Linked DNA regions of Mus musculus: region 1 is linked to region 2. The links are chromatin contacts, found by Hi-C or POLR2A ChIA-PET in ENCODE. All regions are on one chromosome and are shown on one strand. The core of a region is the stretch at or near the end of the contact, and the rest is flanking DNA. Distances in the headings are between cores, read along the strand shown.

Evidence for each region. Hi-C counts contacts between places; a loop is a spot of excess contacts on that map. ChIA-PET counts read pairs that join two places held with the same protein, here RNA polymerase II (POLR2A).
Region 1: a map of heart shows a loop between it and region 2 (6-fold over the local background). The contact joins the promoter of Kctd13 here to the promoter of Cdipt in region 2. A Hi-C loop is called at or near these places in 2 of 37 maps with a recorded cell type or tissue (both heart). POLR2A ChIA-PET finds 5 or more read pairs at or near these places in 2 of 5 experiments (Patski and embryonic stem cell).

What each region holds. Positions count from the first base shown.
Region 1 is chr7:126,926,829-126,930,197 of GRCm38, reverse strand. Kctd13 (potassium channel tetramerisation domain containing 13) reads right to left here and starts at 1,319. Exons shown (of 6, transcript NM_172747.2): 1 at 900-1,319. The coding sequence starts at 1,143. It also overlaps a transcript of Tmem219 not described here.
Region 2 is chr7:126,974,694-126,977,820 of GRCm38, reverse strand. It overlaps Cdipt (CDP-diacylglycerol--inositol 3-phosphatidyltransferase (phosphatidylinositol synthase)), which reads right to left and starts at 1,363. Exons shown (of 6, transcript NM_026638.4): 1 at 1,015-1,363; 2 at 769-903. The coding sequence starts at 1,057. It overlaps Cdiptos (CDIP transferase, opposite strand), which reads left to right and starts at 1,975. Exons shown (of 6, transcript NM_001362232.1): 1 at 1,975-1,995; 2 at 2,430-2,514; 3 at 2,737-2,881; 4 at 3,109-3,127. The coding sequence starts at 2,434.

The DNA.
Region 1 (3,369 bases), core at 70-2,569, 48 kb after region 2:
AACCCAAACTGAGTGTTAGCAGTATAGGCAGGAGGCACCAGGCCCAGCTCACCATGGGGGAGATTCTTACCAAATTACCTTATCAATAAATGTAACCCCTTGTATTCATTTTAACCATCTAATTTAATGAAAAATGCCCACTTCAATCCTCCGGTTCACAACGATGAAGTAGTAACATTACTTGGAATACCAAGAATTACTGTGATTACATGAGATTTTCTTGCTTACTGGTCATTCCTACTCCATGCCCTCCCCAACTCCCTGCGGGGTGTGGGGCTAACTCCCCAAGATTCATCATTTCCCTTTACCAAACTTTCTCTAGCAGTAACTGACGCATCACAATACTAATCAAATAAGTGAATTTTCATCTTCGGTATTTGAAAGCCGAACTTCACCTCCTAAGTGTTTGCTTTTATCTATGTTAAGCCCTTCCCCTTAAAGCTATTCTACAATAAGTGAGTCCCAAATTTAAGGCAACACTCCCGAGAAGGTTAAGGTTCACCTGTCAAGAAAAGCTGCGCCCTTCACTTCGCATTCATGGATGATTCCTAGAGTGCGGGCACTGGGCACTTGTATTAGAGACAGACCAAATCTTTCCGTTCTCGAGGCTACCTGGGGCGGTTCTACCGCAGAGAGGCAAACAAAAGGCTGGGCAGTGGGAAGTAAGTGATAAAGGTTGTTTGAGGGGTACTGCTTGCAGTAGACCTGGTTCCTTGGCTGTTTGAACTAAGGGAAGAAGAGCAGATAATCGGCAATGGAGCGCTTGGCAGATGTTACTGCTGGAAGTAAAGGATTGGGGAAAGAGAGAGATTCTGAATTAGGAAAAGATAAGATGGGACTAGGGAGCCTGGAATGAACTGGGAGCTGGAGGGCAGCACGTGTACCGGCGGCACGCATACCTCCCGCGTCTGTGAGCACTTCAACGCGGCCGCTGAACATGGCCTTGAGCATGGTGTCCTGCCCCGTGAGGGTGCGCAGCGTGGTGTAATGCAGCGAGCCGCCCACGTTCAGCTTCACATACTTGCTGTTCGGGGTGAGGGGCTTCAGACTGTACGAGGGGGAGCCAGGCTCCACACTCGAGGGGCTAGGGGACTCCAAGCATTCGGCCGCAGCCGGCGCCGGGCCCGAGGCCTCGGCCGACATGCCAGTGAGCGGACGCGGGTGGCAGTCGGAGGCCCTCTCTGCGCCCCGGTCCGGTTCCCTGAGATCCCGCGACTCCAGCGCCGGCGCCCGGCCGCTCGGCGCACACGCCCACTCTCCACAGCTACTCCGCGACGTCCACCAGCCGCCCCATCGCGCGCTCTCTCCACCCGGAAGCCGGCGCGCGGAGCTGCGCAGGCGCGGCCAGGCCGAGGGCCGCGTCTCGGGGGCGGAGCCAAGAACCGGGGCGTGCGCAGTCGGTGGCGCCGTTGCAGTCCAGCCTGCGGGTTGGGGGGTGTGGTGTTCTGAGAAAACGTCTAAAGGATCCTTTGCCCCCTTGTTCATGTGGATGGAGAATACCGCAACCCGTGACGATTTCAGCAGCGCTTCATTCGCGTAAAAAGAAACAAGCGCAGAGGCTGAAGGTTGAGTATAGTTTTCCTAGCCCAGCTCAGTGCACTTGACAGACTGTTAGAAGAACCGTCAACAAAATGAAAGTTCACCGCGCGTGGTGGCACACACCTCTAATCCCAGCACTCGGGAGGCAGAGGCAGGCAGATTTCTGAGTTCGAGGCCAGCCTGGTCTACAAAGTGAGTTCCAGGACAGCCAGGGCTAAACAGAGGAACCCTGTCTCGAAAAAACCAAAAACCAAAACAAAAAAAAAAAAAAAAAAAAGAAAAAAGAAAGTTCTCCAATGAGGCCATAGGGTTTCCAGGGGACTCACAGGTTAGAAGGCGGGTGCAAAGAGTTCCCTGAAGGGAAAAGGATAGAGACCTGAATTACATATAACTAATTTTAGCCCTGGAGGCTGAGGCAGAGAGATTATGAGCTCCAGGGGATCCTGGCCTATACAGTCTTACCTATCTCAAAGCAAAAGGAGAACCATTAGGCAGGAACGTGGCGATTACAAGAATAAGACTGGACAAGCTAGTGAAGGTCTTAGAATCCCAGCTGTCATGAGACCTTCCAAGGAACCCCAAAAGAGAAGAAGGTATAGGGCATTGTGAACAAGAGGTGATAGCTGAGGTATTTAACAGCCTGCCCTAACGTCTGGAAGGGGTTTTGTCTTGGATGTTTAAGCAAAGTCAAACCAGGCAGTGTTGGCTCACACCTTTAATCCCAGCACTCAGGAGACAGAAGCAGGTGGCTCTCTGAGTTCAAGTCCAACCCTAGTCTACATAGAAAACCCCTGTGTCGGGAGAGAGTTCCAGTTTCTCTTCTCCAACTCTGTCACCAGCTGACTGGAAGATCTGGGCAAAGCTCCTCTCTCTGGGTCTGGTTGGTTCTTTTGCTGCTCAGTCAGGGGTACAAATCTAGTGTTGGCTCTGGAGAGGTAGCAGTGTGGAGAAGCAAAGTGGCTGTTAGAAGATGTTATCAAGAAATGTGTCCGGCACTGAAGAAACTTGTGTTCTGCCAAGAGGGATTGCCAAGCCTGCTCTCCCTACCAGGTGGAGCAGTGAGAAGGTAATTCTTGACTGGAACTTGCTCTCCTCCCTGAAGCCTTGCTGTTGCCAGGACTGGCCTAGCACCCATAGCGAGGCTGTGGCAGTGGCTTGGTCAGCTCAGTTTTACAAAACACCAATTTCAGGCAAATTCACACTCTGGTGGATAAGAAGCATATTCCATAATCATATCTGAACACAAAATGACCGAATATAACTCTCTCCTACAAATGCTAATTCTTTACTGTAGGAGGCATGGGGGAGGGGTCCTTGCACTCACAGATAAACACTTGGGGAATCTGTAATGTTAAGCACAGAAAGTTGTTCCTTCAAGGGAAGAAATGCTATACCTTGCAGAAGGCTGGAACCAGCCGTTAACTAACCTGGTGACCTTGGCTCTCTGTTTGGCAAGAGACTTCCAGCACCTAAAGAGAGTTGTAAATTTGTCTTCCACAGACAGTCTTTTTTTTTTTTAAGATGTATTTATTTATTATATGTAAGTACACTGTAGCTGTCTTCAGACACTCCAGAAGAAGGAGTCAGATCTCGTTACGGATGGTTGTGAGCCACCATGTGGTTGCTGGGATTTGAACTCCTGACCTTCGGAAGAGCAGTCGGGTGCTCTTACCCACTGAGCCATCTCACCAGCCCCAGACAGTCTTTAAAAGCTATCTTTATGTAATTTACAGAGTTTTGATGGAGTTACATCTGACCTGTATTTAGTTTTCTTTGTTCCTCAAAGAGATTTTGGTATGTTTTTTGTTTTGTTTTGTTTTGTTTTTAACT
Region 2 (3,127 bases), core at 114-2,613:
TGAATGGAACTTTGTTATTTACTTACATTTTTAAAAGTTTATTTATCTTCTATGGTCTCAGTGTCTATCAGCGTATATATATATATATACACACACACACACACACACATATATATATATAGCCTGAAGAGGACATTGATTCCTTGGAACTGGTGGTTGTAAGCCATCATGTTGGTTCTGGGAATCAAATCTAGGTCCTCTAGAAGAACAGTAAGCATTCTTTCGGTTTTGTTGTTGTTGTTTGTTTTGTTTGCTTTGTTTGTTTGTTTTTGAGACAGGGTTTCTCTGTATAGCCCTGGCTGTCCTGGAACTCACTTTGTAGACCAGGCTGGCCTCAAACTCAGAAATCTGCCTGCCTCTGCCTCCCAAGTGCTGGGATTAAAGGCGTGCGCCACCACCGCCAGGCAGCAGTAAGCAGTCTTAACCTCTGAGAACAAACTTAGCCTTCAGCCCCAATCACTTATTTTTGCAGGATTTTACTGTGTAGTCCTGGCTCACGTGGTACTCAATATGACTTCTGACTTGGAGCAATCTACCTACCTTATCAGTGCTGGCATTACAAGCATGAGCCATTATGCCACACCCGAATGGAATTCCATGCTCACAGCTATGCAGGGTCTAGGTCTTCCACACCCATCCCAAACAGAGATCAATCATCAAGAGCAAGCTTATATCCTAGGCAGCTCTCAACGAGGTTCTGAGAAAGCAGGGAAAGGACAGAGGATGTTGGGACCCCAGTTAGTGCTGGTGGTGGTAAAGTTCTGTCACCTTGATTAAGGGCTCGAGCTGCGTGTCCATCGAAAGCGTCTAGGAGTCCGCTGAGTAGATAGAAGGAGGAGGCCGTGAAGGGGCAGCAGGGCATAAAGTAGAAGGAAATGATGGCGAAGACAATCCGGGCATAACCTTGGGATGGGATGGGAGAGGTACAGGGTGTGATTGGGGAGCCAGCTTAGGGTTTCTCGCGCCCCTCCCCACCCCCACCCCGCTGGTTTTGGGGCCGCAGGCAGCACTCACCGATAAGGTTAGGCACGAACAGGAAGATATTTTCCTCTGGCATCTTGGCGGCTCCCCTTGTCGTCTCGGCCCAGGTCTGGAGGGGCAAGGTCTTGGTACCAGCCTTACCAGCGTGGTCTCACCTTTCAGCTCCGGGCATCAGCCGCTCCACCTGAGCCCTGGGCCCAGTTCCCCCGGGCAATCCCAGCTGTTAGAGCCCGCAGGGCGCCGGGGTGCGGGACACCCCTGGGCACAGCTCACGCACACCTGGCCTTCCGATGGGCAGGAGCTGACGTCTCCAGCAGCGGGCTCCGCAGCTCCGCTGCGCCTGGCTTCTGGAGCCTACTCTTCTGTCCGGGACGTTAAGAACATCGGAAGAAGGAGAGAGCGGCTTTTAAATATAAATAAATTAATTAAATAAATAATGGCTGAGGTCCCTTTAAGGCCGGCCTGCTTCCTTTTCCTGCCGGGGCCCCTAGGCTTCGGCTCGTACCAACGCACAGGGGAGGGGAGAGACTCGAGAGCCAGCCGCAAAGGAAGAAACTGGAAAGGGAGCAGCAGAAGAGACCTGAGAGGGAATCTGCATTTTGCATTTCACAGAGGGCGTAAACTCCTGGAGGCAACCGTAAGGCGTAGAGATTACTCCGTCCCGAGTCTGCGCCTCCCCAAGAGATTGGGTGACTTAGTACAGCCCACATCGCTTCCCCGCCCGCGACGCTTGCGATCCTCGTCGCTCTCCGGGACCCAGGCTGGGAAGAGGTGGCTAGAGAGGCTCCGAGCATGCCTGCCGCTTGCTTCTAGCGCCGCCCTGGTGGTGGGAGGATTAGAGCCCAAGTTCCACCCTAACGCCTTTCCATCTCCTAAATGCCTTGATATAACTCTGGGGTCACCGCCTCCAAGAAGGAATCAGGAGAGCCAGTATGGCACACTAGGACATTGTCCTTAGTTCTAGAACCTCTAGTCTCCTAGCAACGGAACCATAGAACTTCCGTAAACATTTAGGTCTTTATAGCAATCCGGAGCAGCACTTCCCTGGCTCTCCCTCTTCCCAACCTTCTTTCCCGGACTCCCAATCCCCTGAGGCCCATCATAGGGTCCCCTTAGAACTTTCCGTCCCCCCTCCTGCCGAGTACCCTAAGATTTCAACCAATTAGCCGGGTCGGGGACTGCATGTTGGCTGTCTTGCCTAAGGAAGTGCCTTGGCAGAAAAGGAGGAAGAAGGGCTCTGGAGGGAATAGGGAAGGGAGTTGTTCTGAGAGCCCCTCCCTTCAACTTAGTAGGCAAAACAACCAATTTTTTCAAGGACAGAACTGAGTCAGTAGGATGTTTGAGCTATAGTTATGGACTAAATAAATCTGGGGCCCCGGGAGTGGAGTGAGGCGGAATCTGAGGGGGTGTGGGTTGGCTTCTCAGTCTAACAAAAACTTCGTTTCCAGGAGGATGGCATCCACATCTGCCAGGAGTGGGGACAAAAAGGACATCAGGTCATCTCAAGCTGCCGCCTCCTTAGGTGGAGGGCAGGTAAACGACAATGGAAAAGTGAAGGAGATGGGAAGAGCCAGGCAGGGAGCCCTGTCTGAGCCATGAGCCTTGAGCCTTAGCCTTGAGCCTTAACCCTAAGGCCCCACAGACAGCTTTCCAGGTCTAGGGCCTTCTAATACCAGTTTCCCAAGCCAGAGCCTGCAGCCTGGAAGACACCAGACCAATGGGAATTTGCAGACTGAATTCTAACTTCCTTTTCAGAAATTATCCTGCTCTGAAGAATTCCTGACCCGAATCAGCACAGAACTTACAGACGAAGCACTGTTTATTGCTCGCTCCCGTTTGAGTCCTCTGCCCAATAAGGAAAAGAACACAAAAGACCAAGGGACTCAGATATCTAGACATGGTGAACGCTCTCCTTCTTCATCTAGAGACCAGTCCCTGACTCACTCCCAACCATAGCTGCTCTCCCCAGGAATCTTCTGCCTCCTTGCCCATCCTAGGCACAGTGCCCCTTAACTTCTAACTCATTCATTGTCACTACCCAGGAACCCCCTTGTCCCTACCTGCTCTAGCCACAACTCTTCTAAACATGGGGAAAGTTGTTCCTTTAACTGGGGCCTCTAATTCCAGTGTTCTTCACTAAGACCCG